2 separate regions of the Homo sapiens genome follow, and region 2 is linked to region 1. A link is an interaction called in ENCODE POLR2A ChIA-PET data of the cell type or tissue named here. Cell type or tissue: A673. All regions are shown on one strand. Each heading gives the region's core, and the rest is flanking DNA. Links, peaks and the distances in the headings are about the cores only.

Region 1 (7,898 bases), core at 2,073-6,072:
CTCCGCAAAACGTAGAAAAATGGCTTCAGGGGCCACTGTGGATGTGGACAGAAATCCCAAATATCTTCTAAGCAGCAGCATTTCACGTCCTTATTCAGTCAGACATATTCATCGAGCCCCCCCATCCCTCCAGACACTGCTTTAGACACGGAGAGTGAAATAATGTGAAAAAAGGAGCCGGGGACTCTTAGGACAGACAGCTGTTCATGCCCTCATTTACGCATCCATCCATCCTGTCTTTCAGCTGGTATTTACTGGGCGCATACTTAGTGGTATACCCTGGCCAAGCGTGGTGGGTGCAGCAGAGAACGCAACAGATGTATTCACATGCTGGGACATGAGTATTCTAGCAGGGGTGATACATGGGAACATAGGTAAGATTTCAGGTGGTGGCGAGTGTTATCAGGAACAATAAGTCAGATTCAAAGAGCAGGGGTGGGGTGTTTTAGATTGGGAGTCAAGGATGCCTTCTTGGAGGTGGTGATATTTGAATCTCAATGGAGGGAGGGAACAATTATGGGAATATCAAGAAGAAAAACAGTCCAGACAGAAGAATGTATGTCTTGAAAAGCCATGAGGCTGATGACTGCCCAGCCTGAGGACCATCGAGGAAGCCAGTGTGGCTACGGTGGAGAGAGCAAGGGAAAAAGTGGATAGAGATTTGTCGGAAAGTGAAGTAGGGGCCTGATCATTCAGAACAAGATGGCTGATTGCCAAACTATGGCCTGCCTGCTTTTGTACAATACAGTTGTGCTGGAACATAGACACATCCATCATTTGTGTTTTGTCTAGGACCACTTTTGTGCTATAAAGGCAGAGTTGAGTTGCTGTAACCTAGACTGCGGGGAATCCCTTTTGCCACATCAGGTGACACTCACAGATTCTGGAAACTAAGACGTGGGGGGTCATCATTCAGCTCACCACAGATGGATGAGTAGATAGGTTAATGGATGGAAGGATGGTGGGTGGAAGTATGGATAGTAGAGTAGATGGATTAATAGTAAGGTGGATGATTGTATGGAAGAGTGAATGGATAGATGTGTATACAGATTGATGGGTGGTGGGTGGATGGCTGTATGGAATGATGGGTGGGTGGATAGGTATAGGGTGGATGATTGGATGGAAGGGTGAATGGATAGATGTGTATACAGATTGATGGGTAGGTAGATGGATGTATGGAATGATGGGTGGATGGATAGGTGTAGGGTGGATGATTGGATGGAAGGGTGAATGGATGGGGGTATGTGGATGGATGGGTGGTGGGTGGATGGATAGGTGTAGGGTGGATGATTGGATGGAAGGGTGAATGGATGGGGGTATGTGGATGGATGGGTGGTGGGTGGATGGATGGGGATATGTGGATGGATGGGTGGTGGGTGGATGGGTGTATGAAGTGATGGGTGGGGGGACAGGTGTAGGGTGCATGATTGGATGGAAGCATGGATGGATGGGGGTATGTGGATGGATGGGTGGTGGGTGGATGGGTGTATGAAGTGATGGGTGGGTGGTGATAATTGGAAGAATGACAGAATTAATGCATTAGGTGGGTTGTTGCATGGGTGGCTGAATGGATGGACAGTTGGATAGTTGTGTGCATTAGATGGAAGTGTGGATACATGGATGGGTGGATGGATGGGTGGGTAGGTGGAGGGATGGTAGGGATTGAAGAGATACTTGTCTCTCTTTGTTATAGGTCAGTTTTATTTCAAACAAACTCCCTGGATTCTGGAGCTGCTCCTCTGTGTTGGCTGCCAACACCTCCCACTGGTGGGAAGTCCTATTTTGGGCATTTAAATTTCTTGGAATAGGGGTTGGTGAATGAGGAGGGTGAGCAACAGATGGGCTAATTGTGTACACACTTCAGTGACACAGAATGGTTGAGTAATGCTTTCCTTGTTATGCTCCATCTTCCCGGTGAGGTTTCTCAGGCTCTGTCCTGGGCACTGTTTTCTCCACACCCTCCCTGGGAGACCTCACGGTGACACGCTGAGAGCGATGTCTCAGCCACTGTGTTGCAGCCTCCGCCACCATCCTCCCTCACCTGACTCTAAAGTGAGGTGGAGCAATTGGGAAGATACTATCAGAACTTTTATTTCACTATGTGTTTCATTTTCAACCTTTTGTTTTTTAAGTGTGTGTGTGTGTGTGTGTGCGTGTGTGTGTGTATTTTTGAGACAGGGCCTCACTCTGTTGCCCAGGCTGGAGTGCAGTGGCAAAATCATAGCTCATTGCAGCCCCCAACTCCTAGGCTCAAGCGAGCCTCCCGCCTCAGCCTCCTGAGTAGCTGGGACTACAGGCATGTGCCACCCCACTCGGCTGAGCCCAGCTAATTTTTATTTTTGTAGAAATGGGATCTCACTTTGTAGTCTAGGCTGGTATCAAACTCCTGCTTCAAGCGATCCTCCTTCCCTGGCCTCCTAAAGTGCAGGGATTGGAGGTGTGAGACACTGTGCCCAGTATTTAAAGGTATGTTTGTGGTTTTGTAGTGTGTATAAGGTCTCCAGTCAGAAATGCCTTTCCTATCTGTTCCTGCTATTTCCCCCTCCTTTGTCAGGAGCCATTTTCTTTTTCTTTCAGTGTCTGCTGCACAACCTTAGTGACCTCCACCACCATGATTCCTGGACGATTGCAACATCCTCCTCCGTGGTCTCACTCTTGCCCCTCCCCTATAGTCCCTTTTACACACCTTAATTTCACTCCAGAGTCTGGAAATTTCCAGCATCTGAGAGTCTCTCTGCCCACTCCTCAGCAACTTACCTTCCTCATCCAATCGCATTTCCATGGTGACCACCAGAGCCTGCTTCTGAGGTCTGTACCAAGTGAGAGTGTCTGTCGGGGGACAGGTCAGAGTGATGGACATCAGAGTAGCTTAGCTGAGAAGCGAGGCAGGGATCACAGGAATCATCCACCCACCACCCATCAATCTGTATACCCATCTATCCATTCACTCTTCCATCCAATCATCCACCTTACTATTCATCCATCTACTCTACTATCCATCCTTTCACCTACCATCCTTCCATCCATTAACCTCTCTACTCATCCATCTGTGGTGGGCTGAATGATGGTCCCCCAGTGATATCCACATCTTAGTATCTAGAACCAGTGGGTGTCACCTGATGTGGCAAAAGGGATTCCCTACAGTCTAGGCTACAGCACCTCAACTCTGCCTTCATAGCGCAGGAAGGGTTCCCACCACGGTCCTCCTGTCAGTGGTTCACCATGACTTCTGTTCCCGCTTCACCCCTGGATACACTCGTTCATTCATTCAAATGATATTTATTTGCAGATGGGTTCAGACCCCTTTGCCTCTCAATTGTTGTTTGAGTCACCACCTGTGACACCCTCATCTTTCATCATCCTAAAGAGAAGTTCTGTCTTTCTCCTGCGGAGCCCTTAATGGATCCCAGTGATCTTAGAAAAAACAGCTCCTTCCTTATCACAGTTTGCGAGCAGCAGGCGCCCACAGTGTGCCCAGAGGAGGAGCCCAGGGTGGTAGCTGTGTTGGAAGGAAGGACCACACAACTTATCTTAATGTCCCAGCCCCAAGGAACTAGCACATATATCTTCAGGTTACGGAAAATAAAAAGCAATATAAATTTCCGGAGTAATAAAAGTGAAATAGTTTACAGTGCTTTATGCCATTGCATGGGATTCTTCCTGCATTGTTCTAAAGAATTTCAGTTTGAGGAACATTTGTAGGGCACAGAGGAAGTGCCCCAGCTGACAGGCACTTAGGGCGAGACACTCACTAAGTTCCAAAGGTGGGTTCAGCTGGGTGCAGCGGCTTACACCTGTAATCCCAGCACTTTGGGAAGCTGAGGTGGGTGGATCACCTGAGGTCAGGAGTTCGAGAACAGCCTGGCCAACATGGTGAAACCCTGCCTCTACTAAAATACAAAAAAAAAAAAAAAAAAAAAATAGCTGGGCATGGTGGCAGGTGCCTGTAATCCCAGCTACTTGGTAGGCTGAGGCAGGAAAATCTCTTGAACCTGAGAGGCGGAGGTTGCAGTGAGCCGAGATGGTGCCACTGCACTCCAGCCAAGGTGACAGAGCAAGACTCTCTCAAACAAAACAAAACATATATATTTAAAAATGTATATTTTAAGTGAAATATATAAATAAAAATATAAAAATATATAATTACTTTATATAGGTATTTATTTATATATTATTTCTACATACATTATATATAGACACTTCTTTTAAAAATTACTCTGATCCTCCAAATATATAGATAAATAGATAGATAGAGAGATGTCAGTAACCCCCAAACATAGATGCTAGTAAAATGTGGTTAAATTATATATACATATATATTTGTAGAGTCAGAGTAATTTTTTTTAAGAAACGCTTATTGGTGAGGGAAGTTCCTGAGTCATCACCCTCCAATAGCTGTCAGTGCTATCAAACAGTATCAAGCCATCAAGTCTCCTCACCCCCATCTTCAGGGTCCATCTGTAACGCAGCCTCTGCTGAGCACCTAGCAGCCTCCCCTCCTATCTCTCTCCCCACCACTCATTATGTGCCGCTGTGTTGTCTGGGCACCTCAGGCTTCTTCCTGACTTTGCACCTGCCCACAACTTCTTCCCCAGATCTTCCCATTACTGGGTACTTCCGACCCTTTGGGAGTGAGTGCTACCGTGCATTCGCCTCCTCCAGGAAGTCTTCCTGACCTCCTTTTGAAAGTAATATTTGCGCAGTATGGCCATTTTCACGTTATTGATTCTTCCTATTGACAAAGGGCTAATATCCAGAATCTACAAAGAACTCAAACAAATTTACAAGAAAAAAAAACCACCCCATCAAAAAGTGGGTGAAGGATATGAACAGACACTTCTCAAAAGAAGACATTTATGCAGCCAAAAGACACATGAAAAAATGCTCATCATCACTGGCCATCAGAGAAATGCAAATCAAAACCACAATGAGACACCATCTCACACCAGTTAGAATGGCGATCATTAAAAAGTCAGGAAACAACAGGTGCTGGAGAGGATGTGGAGAAATAGGAACACTTTTACACTGTTGGTGGGACTGTAAACTAGTTCAACCATTGTGGAAGTCAGTGTGGCAATTCCTCAGGGATCCAGAACTAGAAATACCATTTGACCCAGCCATCCCATTACTGGGTATATACCCAAAGGATTATAAATCATGCTGCTATAAAGACACATGCAAATGTATGTTTATTGTGGCACTATTCACAATAGCAAAGACTTGGAACCAACCCAAATGTCCAACAATGATAGACTGGATTAAGAAAATGTGGCACATATACACCATGGAATACTATGCAGCTATAAAAAATGATGAATTTATGTCCTTTGTAGGGACGTGGATGAAGCTGGAAACCATCATTCTCAGCAAACTATTGCAAGGACAAAAAACCAAACAACGCATGTTCTCACTCATAGGTGGGAATTGAACAATGAGAACACTTGGACACAGGAAGGGGAACATCACACCCTGGGGCCTGTTGTGGGGGGAGGGGGGGAGGGATAGCATTAGGAGATATACCTAATGTAAATGACGAGTTAATGGGTGCAGCACACCAACATGGCACATGTATATATATGTAACAAACCTGCACGTTGTGCACATGTACCCTAGAACTTAAAGTATAATAATAAAAAAAAGAAAGTAACATTTGCCCGTTAGTATCACCTCACTCTGTTTCTTTCTTGCACTTAGAATCTTCTGAAATTATCTTCTTCCTGGGTTGAGTTTTATGTTTATTTTCTTTTCATTCTCACAAAATGGAAGATGCAGAAAGACAGGCTCTTTGCAGTTCTGCTCACCGTTGTACCCCGATGCGTGGAGCACAGACCAGCCTACCGGAGGGCTTCCTAAATAAGCACTTACACCCGAAAGAGTAAAGAATTGGATTCCTGCAGCCAGTGGGGAGCTGGTGAATGCTGGACAGCCAACTCTGGAGGCCGGGGTGGCGTGCCCGGTGGTGTTTGCCAGCTTCCATGGTGCAAATGCCTCCCCAGCATGGGCAGCTGCAGGAGCCGGCCTGCTCGCTGGGCATGGAGGTGGGAGGAGGTCAGCAGCCCCCACATCTACTGCAGACACAATGGATGTCAATCACCCCCAAACACAGACGCTAGTAAAATGTATTTAAATAACTAGGAAAGCGTATGTTTAGGGTGTTTCCTACCTTTGTTCTTTACGTCTTTTTTTTTTTTTTTTTTTTTTTTGAGACGGAGTTTCGCTCTTGTTGCCCAGGCTGGAGTGCAATGGTGCAATCTCGGCTCACCGCAACCTCCGCCTCCCAGGTTCAAGCGATCTTCCTACCTCAGCCTCCCGAGTAGCTGGGATTACAAACATGCGCCACCACGCCCAGCTAATTTTTGTATTTTTTAGTAGAGACGGGGGTTTCTCCATTTTGGTCAGGCTGGTCTCGAACTCCCGACCTCAGGTGATCCGCCCACCTCAGCCTCCCAAAGTGCTGGGATTACAGGCGTGAGCCACCGTGCCCGGCTTACGTCATTTATTTAATTTTGAAAGTGCATGGAGTGTCCTGTTTACTAAACGATGTGCTTAAACATCTCACAAACTTCCTGCGAGTTGACGCGTTGGTTCCTGTCCTCCAGTAGAAGCTGGCTCCAGCACACCCCTGCTGACAGCACTCTACAGTTTCCATCTGAATTCTGCTGGTGAGCCCTGCCCGGGAAGGATTCAGACTCAGTCCCCCACGACACTGAATCTCAGGCCCTAGAGTAAGATGTTCGGTCAGAAATGACCCCAGTCCCTACACAGCAGAGGGTGCAGTGACCTGGGACACGTTCCCCCTGCTCTGCGGCAGTGACGGCTACCCGGGGTGGGAGAGACGGGGGTGGGCGAGGGGTGGCCTTGGCCCCAGGGGTAGCCTTGCTCCTTCATGTGTATGGCCTGAATCCTTCCTGCTGCAGCTCGCGGAAGAGTCAGGGATGGAATGCAGGGGCTGCAAGAGGAGGAGGGGAAGGAAGGACCGTCTTGAGGTTTGGGCAGCTCTGCTGAAAACAGGAGTGAAGATTTGGGTAAGCTTGATGTGCAAACACCTCTCTGACACGATGTCATAAGGAGCATGTGTTGCCACTATCCCAAGCGTTTCCACACGCACGGATTCATTTCCTTTTTCCAGCCGCCCTGTGGGGTGGGACGCGTGGCGTCATTGTCTGCATCAGAAGTGGAAAGAGACTCAGAGAAGTGAGGCGGCTCGTCTGGGGTCACGTGGGAGGAAGCAATGCGCAAGGACCCTGCGGGAAGGCTTTCCCCCCTCTTTGCACGTGGGTCTTATTATTATTAATGTTATTTTTAGTTTATGATTTGTTGTATGATTTTTAATTTCATGATATTTATTTTTTATTTTATGGTATGTGCCTATGAACACCCACCTAGGACATGTAGGGAATAGGAGGTAGCGTGTACTATCAGCATTTAAAACACTGGAAATGGGTCTAGAAGAAGGTTGGCATATTCTGCAGTCCAGCATCCTGGCTGGACGCCGAGCTCCGGAGCCACGGACCGTGGCCTCAAACTCAGCCGAGGTGTTGCCTGTGTTCCTAAGCCATCCATTTCGCCATTACCTTCTTACAATTTCTGGAAACTTCCCCGCTGGCCTCCCAGAATGCACACACAGTAACTCTAAGAATAAAACGAGCACATCCACGTGGCTCAAACAGCGGCTGGGCACTCAGTCAATGCCGAAACCACTTAGTGCTGAGGTTTTAAAGTCTTACTTTCACTAATACATTTCTATTGGCAGAGAACAAACAAGATCCCCATTCTCCTGGCATCCGTACGAGCTGGTCACAGAGCATTTTGCTTTGCAACAAAAGACGTTCTTGTTTCAGTCCAGACACACTTGGGACAGGTAATGCTTTGAAAGGTACTTATTGCTTTTTTCAACA
Region 2 (7,898 bases), core at 2,336-6,335, 240 kb after region 1:
TGATTTTTAAGGATGTTGAACTTTCTCCTGTAAGCTTCTTAAGCCATTGTTTCCTCTCTTCACATTGTCTGTCTTTTAATCATTTGTCTATGTGACTTTAATAGCTTCCTATCAGTTTGAACCATCTCTTTGCATAATAAAGATATTAATTCTTTGTTGTCATCTTGGCTGCAAATGATTTTCCCTCTTTGGTATTTTCTTTATTTTTTGAAAATGTTTCAATTTTTATATATTTCAATCCTTCTATTTTCTTCCAACCCTACAAAATCTAACCCTCTGTAAACATTAGTGTTTTATTCTGGAGTTTTAAAAATATGCTTTAGTGATTATTGAATTTACTTGGGCATATTGTATGAAAAGAGAATTAAATTTATTCTTCCTCATTGTTAATTGCCCCAACATTATTAGTAAATTATAAATTGTTATATTTTATAATGTAGGTTCTATATTTGGACCATCTACTTGCTTTTATTGGCTTGTTGCCCTGTTTTATCCTAGATCTATATTCTTCTTAATTTTTATGGCTATATTTAATGTTTTCCATCATTGTGCCTTTAAAAAGTATATGTACATGTATGCATAAATTTATGTGAAGTTATATATAAGTTTCCGTTATTCCAGATTAAAATTTATCTTTAGTAATCAAAAACCAACCTTCTGATTATTATTGCAATGAACTTATAAGTTAGGAAGGATTAACATTGTTACATTTAATCTTAACATCCAGGAATATGATACTGTGTTTTCATTCATTCAAGCTTTTGTATCAATCAGTAAAGCTTTATAGTTTTCTTATCAAAATGTCACAAGTTTTCCTTAGTTATTTCTGCATGTTTTTGCAGTTGTGAGTTTTCTTCTATAGAGTTTTTCTTATATTTCTTCTAAAAAGCCAGCATCTCAAGAATAGGGTCACTTCGGCATTGCCAAGGAATTCTGAAATTTTAGAACCAGACTAACTACATTTGGCTGCTTTATTAAAGTCACCCAGGCCGGGCGCGGTGGCTCACGCCTGTAATCCCAGCACTTTGGGAGGCCGAGGCGGGTGGATCATGAGGTCAGCAGATCGAGACCATCCTGGCTAACAAGGTGAAACCCCGTCTCTACTAAAAATACAAAAAAAATTAGCCGGGCGCGGTGGCGGGCGCCTGTAGTCCCAGCTACTCGGGAGGCTGAGGCAGGAGAATGGCGTGAACCCGGGAAGCGGAGCTTGCAGTGAGCCGAGATTGCGCCACTGCAGTCCGCAGTCCCGCCTGGGCGACAGAGCGAGACTCCGTCTCAAAAAAAAATAAATAAATAAAATTAAAAAAAATAAAAAATAAAATAAAATAAAATAAAAAAATAAAGTCACCCAAGATCATCTCTGCTGGCCCCTGTAGGATCCTCAGTTTTCAATCCTTTCTTGAAACCAGTATTTCTCAAACTTTAATGTGCAATATGGGGGAGACAGGCAATAAGCAAAATAAGGTGGTAAATGCTATGAAGAAAAATAAAACCAGGAAAGAGGGTAGAGAGTTACCATGGAAGTGGGAGGGCTAATTTAAGACAGGTTGGTCCAAAAAAGGCTCTCTGAAGAGATGGCCTTTAAGCAAAGACCATCAGATGAGAAGTCAGCCTGGGACCCTGGAGAAGAGAGTGTCCGGGCAGAGGAAACAGCATGAGCGAAGCTCTTTGGTCAGAAAATAGCTTTGTATGTTGGTGGAGGAGACAGTAGAAGGGTTGCGAGTGAGAGGGAGAGTGATAGGATCAGATGTGGGAGCAGCACCAGGACTGATTTCTCCACTGGTGCAGTTGACATTTGGTGTTGGGCAACTCCTGTGGACCATCCAGTGCATTGTAGGGTGTTTAGTAGTATCCCTGGCCTCTGTTCAGTGGATGCCAGGAGCACCCGCTTCTCCAATTGTGACAAGCAAAAATGTCATTCGACATTTTATCTGGGAGGTAAAATCATCCCGACTTGAGAAGTCTGATCTGGGGCCCTTTGTTCAGGGTTCCCTGGCAGGGAGATGAGCCCTACCTCCTGTATAGATTCATCTGACCCTCGCCCGGTGCTGCTACGTGGGAAAAAGAACAGAGAAGCTGGCACTTTTTTCTTTTTGGCCTCTGTTTATGCTATTGAAGTCAGTGAATAGAGGCTTGATAATTGCTATTTTCAGTTTGGTTTGTCCTAACTGGCTACTGTTGATAGTCTCAGGGCCCCTCCTAGACTGGAGGGCCTTTCTGGATGCTGGGAGATTCACATCGGTCACTCACACCATTACTGTGAGATGGGTAACAACACCCCATCTTACATACAGAGACACTAAGGCACAGGGAGGTGATGTGACTTGTTTAAGGCCACACAACTAGTAATGACAAAGCTGGGATTCAAAACTCCAGGTTTAGGTATCTCAATCACCCAAGTTCTGCAATTCTGCAAAGCTGTGTCCATCTACTGCTGCAAACCATGAAAGATGGCTGGATCTTTCTAACTTATACGCCACAGCTCGTGTATTTTGCAGATCATACATAGATATATTTAAATTCCTTGTCTTTTCCTCACTCCTGTTTACTGGAAAGAAGTCCCTCCTGTATGTTTGGACCAAAGAGTCAAGAAAATTACAATGCTTTTCACTGCTCCACCACAGCCTTCACAGATCTTTTCTCACTTTTGGGACTCATTCTTACATTGAGAAAAGAGATCCTTGAAAATCAGCTTTAATATTATGTGGGGGCATCCGGCTCTTAAGTTTGAAATAACTGTTGAAGAAGCCTAATTTTCCAGTTAATAAATTTTTGTTTTAAGAGCCAGGTTCTTGCTCGGTTGCCCAGGCTGGAGTGCAGTGATGTGATCACATCTCACTGCACCCTCCAGCTCCTGGGCCCAAGCAATCCTCACACTTCATCTTCTCAAGCAGCTAGGACTACAGGCAAGTGCCACCATGCCCAGCTAATTTTTTATTTATTTTTTATTTTTGTAGAGATAGGGTCTTGATATGTTGCCCAATCTGGTCTTGAACTCCAGGGTCAAGCGATCCTCCTGCTTTAGCCTCCCAAAGTGTTGGTATTACAGGGGTGAGCCACTGCATCCAACCCAGTTAATACATCTTTTGAAAAAATCATCTCTGGCGCAAACCAAGTCAGATATCAGTACATTTATCTTCCTTAACTTGCAAATGACCTCAGACTTGCCAGTCACGGAAAGAACTGCTGACCTGCACATTAGGAGCCAGGTCTAGAATTAGTCTAGGGATGGTCCTTCCATATAATCCTTATAGTTAACTCAGCAACACCCAGGAAAGCTGACTTGATCAGGCCGAGTGCCACAGAACTTTTCCTGTCTACAAAACTTTCATGTGACTCAATGCATTGAGTTGTAGATGGGTGGATATTATCTTCCTAATTTTGTGCATGCAGAAACTGAGGCTTAGCTTGGAGATAAGGAAAACCAAGAACCGGTCATGGCCTTTAGCGACATACAACACTTGAGATGCATTTAAGGGTGCTGCTTGTTCTTAATGGAAGTCACGTAGACGGCGTAACAGTTGGACCAGAGAATTCAAGTGTTGGCAGAAAGAGAACACATAGGTGTGTTTCCTTTCTTCCAAACCAGCAAGTGGCTTGTTTACTGATCATTTTAGTTACAATTAGGAAGTTTCTCATTTTTTCAGAAAGTGGGATTTTTGTGTCTAGTTTTCCTAATGCTAATTCAGGAAACTTTCTTTCTTAGAATTGTCTAATTCTTCCACAACTGTTATAGTCAGAGGGACAGAGAGAAAAAAAAACTTTCTGATTTCTCAATGCCCAAGGCCAGAGTTTTTAGGCTGTTTGAAAAGCTGACGCTGAACTTGGGTCAAATCCTATTCAGAAACAGCTAACCCAGCAAGCTTGAGACTGCAGAGCAACACACACGTAATCTCATGAACTAAATCCCTCACATTCCCACATAAACAACACCAACACGAGTCAAGCTAACACAATCATGCATGGACAGCAAAAAGCCATACACACCCAATACCATCACAGAAAGCCACCAAGTCACGCTCATGATCTACAAGCACGCGAGAGCCATTCCAGCTTGCTGGCTCGCGCACACACCACACACTCAGGCTTCCTCACTCACACACATGCACCCTCGTTGACCCCAACACACACCCTCTCGAACAAACACACCTTCAAACACATCACGCGCCCACACTTGTAGGGACATTCGCACTCGCTCACACTCTTGCTAGCTCCCTCACCTACACGGACGGACTCTCACCCTCTCACAGGTTTGCTCACGCAACACTCGCCCCCACACTTGATCACACGCACACACTTAATCACGCGTACGGACAAACTCACCTGTACACACTCGCACACAACTGCAAAGCTCCTCGCCCCTTCCACCAGCCGAGACGCTCGGATCTCCCGCTAAAACGCCACCGGAAGCGGAAATACGCTCGGGGCGCCGCGCATTCTGGGAGTTGTAGTCTGGAGACGGCGTGCAGGCGCACTACATCCCGGCACCCGGCCTGCCTTTTCCCAGGCATAAACCACCCTTCCCAAGTCCTTGTCTCAGGCTCTGCAAAGTTATGCAACACGGTGATTTCCAACAGTGATAAGGGCTCAGAAAGCAATAAAACGGGGGGATGTGCGAGAGGGGGAGGGGATGATGCCACTTAAAGAAGTGGTTAGGAGAGGTCTTTCCAAAGAGACGACGTCTAGAATGAAGCTCAGATATGCAGAGGCGGTGATGCTCAGATTTGGGGAAGGGTATTTCAGCTGACGGAAGAGCAAGTGCAGAGCCCCGAGGTAGGGAGAAGAATGGTTTGCTTGAAGAACTGAGCTAAGGCCAGCATAGCTGGGAATAAAAGCTGCAGGAGAGAGCGTGATAGAGGAGGCTGCAGAGCTGGGTGGGGTCCGATCGTGGAGGACCTGGAGGGCCGCAGCGGGAGGATGATGGGACCTGACTTATCTTTTCAGCAACACCCTGTGGCTTTCGCATAGGCAGGGTGTGGGGAGTTAAGGTGGAGGGAGGATGAGCTTTGAAAGGTAAGACTGAAGGGAGGGAATCCAGGCAGGAGGCTGTTGTGGCCAGGCCATGATGTGCTGGGTTAGCATGGTGGCCATGGGGATGGTGTGAGGGATGGGTTTGGAATAGAATAGAATACACATTGAGGATAGAATTGACAGGACTCATGGATATAATGAGAAGAGTGCTGGGAAGAGGTGAGGGAGAGAGAGAAATCAATATGCCTAGAGATTTTTGCCCTGAGTGACCAGCAGATGTCAGTGCTGCTAACTGAGGTGAAAACGGAAAAACCACAGGTATGAAGGAGACATAAAGGGCTGTATTTTGAACTGTTAACTTTGAAATACCTGCTACATATTCATTCAGTGTGACTCACAACCATTTATTCATTCACTAACCAATCATTTATTAAGCCATTATTATGTACAGATACAGTGTTTGGTCCTGGGTGAACTGTGCTGGAGCAAGCTGATGTCAGCTCACAAGAGCCAATTATAAATATTCAGGAATGTTGGAAATAAGTTGTTGAACTATTGATAGCTTGACATCAGCTGTGGTGAGAATATTTACACCATAGAAACTGTCAAATGCTATTTATAATTTTTTTTGAGAGAGCAAGTTTATCAACATACCACTGGATAATAGTATGCAAGCAGACATAATTCTAACCTTCATTCTGTTTTCATTTTTGCTTCAGAAGACATTTTAAACAAATAATTACATAATTAATTAAAATTGCAGTGTGTGTTCGCTGAGAGTATAGAAGGAGAAATGACACAGGTTGGCCAGCAGGGGTGATCAGGAAGTGACATTTCAGCTGTGATCTGAAGGCTGAGGAGCACATTTTAGCATGGAAAATCAAGATGTTTTATTGATGGAGTGTCACAATTTGATTGGCAGTGTCTTTTTCTTTCTTAATGGAATGCAAGATAGTGGAGTATCTTACAATCAATGGTGGTTTCTATTCAATAGCATGTATTAATCTGATTAGAGAAGAGGTGTCTCAACCAGGTTTGTGGAGCTCAAAGATCCCATGTAGGTGTTGCAGAAATGACTGTGCTGAGGGGTTGGGAAAACACCAAATAGACAAGGATCCCAGCCCTCTCACCCTCGTTTACACAAGAACAGCTCTGGTTTTTGTTTTTTGTTGTTCTGCTTCACATTTATTTCTTCATAAAAATACATATTTAACACCTAATATGTGTCAGGTACTACGCTATGCACAGGGGATACGGCATTGAAGAAAACAAGACCGTGCCTTCATGGATATTATATTCAGAGGAATGGGGTGGTTGGGGTAGAACAAACACACTCAATAATTTATATAATTTCATAAGGGTGGTAAATGTAATGGAGATAGTAAAACAGAATGAGGTGTTTTTCACCTCAGAGAGGAGCTCTCAGATAACTGTGGAAGTGACCAACCCTTACCTTTGCCATATTCTATTGGCTGAAGGCAAATCCCAGGTTCCTACCACACTCAAGGGGAAGGGTTTATACAAGAAAGTGACTAATTGGTGGTCACCTTTGTGTGCATCTGCCATGCCCCAGTAGTCACCAGAGACTTGATCAAGCTGGCTGGTCACCTACCCATTTTCTCTCTCTTTGGCCAATTTATGTCTCCCCTAAGGGTTATGTCTTTGATCAAAGGGTGGTCCCAGGTAGAGCAGAATTGTTCAATCCTCAGGGATATGTTGGTAGGACTGCAACGGACTCCTAAAACTTCTGAGAAATGCCTCTGTAAGGTAAGATTTTTTAAAGCCCTAGACACATATAATTCAATCTCTATCATTAAAAGAAGTAGAGGCTGGGCATGGTAGCTCATGCCTGTAATCCCAGCGCTTTGGAAGGCCTAGGTGGGAGGATCGCTTGAGCCCAGGAGTTCAAGACCAGCCTAGGCAACATAATGAGACTCCCATCTCTACAAAAAAAAAAAAAAAAAAAAAAAATTAAATGTTAGCAGGGTGTGGTGGTGCATGCCTGTAGTCCCAGCTATTTGGGAGGCTGAGGTTGGAGGATCACTTGAGCCCAGGAGGTTGAGGCTACAGTGAGCTATGATCATGCCACTGTACTCATGTCTGGGCAATAGAGCAAGACCCTATCTCAAAAAAAAAAAAAAAGAATCCTGAGTGATTCTGAAATATCAAACCTAAAAATATCAATCTAAAAATATCAAGCCTTTCTCAACCTTCTTAACTCCGGGTAAACTGCCTAACTTATCAGAATTTTATTTTGCTTATCTAAAAAATGAGGAAAATTACAACTACCTCACAGAGGTGTTTTGAATATTAGAGATAATGTACATAAAAGTGACAATGTATGTAAAGTTTTAGTGCCACTAAACATTAGTACAGGTGGCCATTGGAAGCATAATGGTAGGATTGAGTAAGAAGATAAATGGTGGCTCATCAAGAGATCAGATGTGAGGGACTGATTACAAATTAGTAAATAACATTCTCTCCTTTCATGAGTTTTATCTGGGCTCTCAGCTGGAGACAACATTTCCCAGCCTCCTTTGCGGTCAGTGTGACCATGTGGCTAAACACCAGCCAATAAGATGTTAGCAGAAGTGAAGCGTATAACTTCTGGGTCACATCTTAAAACCATGTAGCTTGCCCTCCATTTCCTCTGTCCCTCTTCCAGCAGCTGGATTGTGAATGAGGTGCTAGTGATCCAACTCCCACCATAGGAATAAGGAAACCTTCAGGGATGGTAGAGCAACGAGATAGAAGGAACCTGGCCTCAGGATGACTGTGGCATAGAGACACCCAGGGTCACCTCCAAGCACAAATGATTACACAAAAGAGAAACAAGCCTTCTGTATGACTTAGGTTGCTGTTATTTTGTTTCTGTTAAAGCAGCTGAACCAGAAATACAACAAATACAGGGTTTGCTATCAGAGAAA

Evidence for each region. ChIA-PET counts read pairs that join two places held together with the same protein. Peaks named below come from ENCODE experiments on the same cell type or tissue, not always from the same donor. Only the 100,000 strongest peaks of a DNase experiment are listed, where the experiment ranks them.
Region 2: POLR2A ChIA-PET joins it to region 1 with 5 read pairs; 2 of 35 experiments call an interaction of 5 or more read pairs at or near these places.

What each region holds. Positions count from the first base shown.
Region 1 is chr19:57,002,697-57,010,594 of GRCh38, reverse strand. No RefSeq gene overlaps it. Among named protein-coding and RNA genes, the nearest start is that of USP29, 110 kb to the left of the region's middle. In A673, for the core only: no CTCF peak of the experiment used is centred there; no DNase peak of the experiment used is centred there.
Region 2 is chr19:56,761,840-56,769,737 of GRCh38, reverse strand. It overlaps ZIM2-AS1 (ZIM2 antisense RNA 1), which reads right to left and starts at 4,416. Exons shown (of 4, transcript NR_110744.1): 1 at 4,324-4,416. In A673, for the core only: no CTCF peak of the experiment used is centred there; a DNase peak (open chromatin) is centred at 4,427; H3K4me3 peaks cover 438 bases.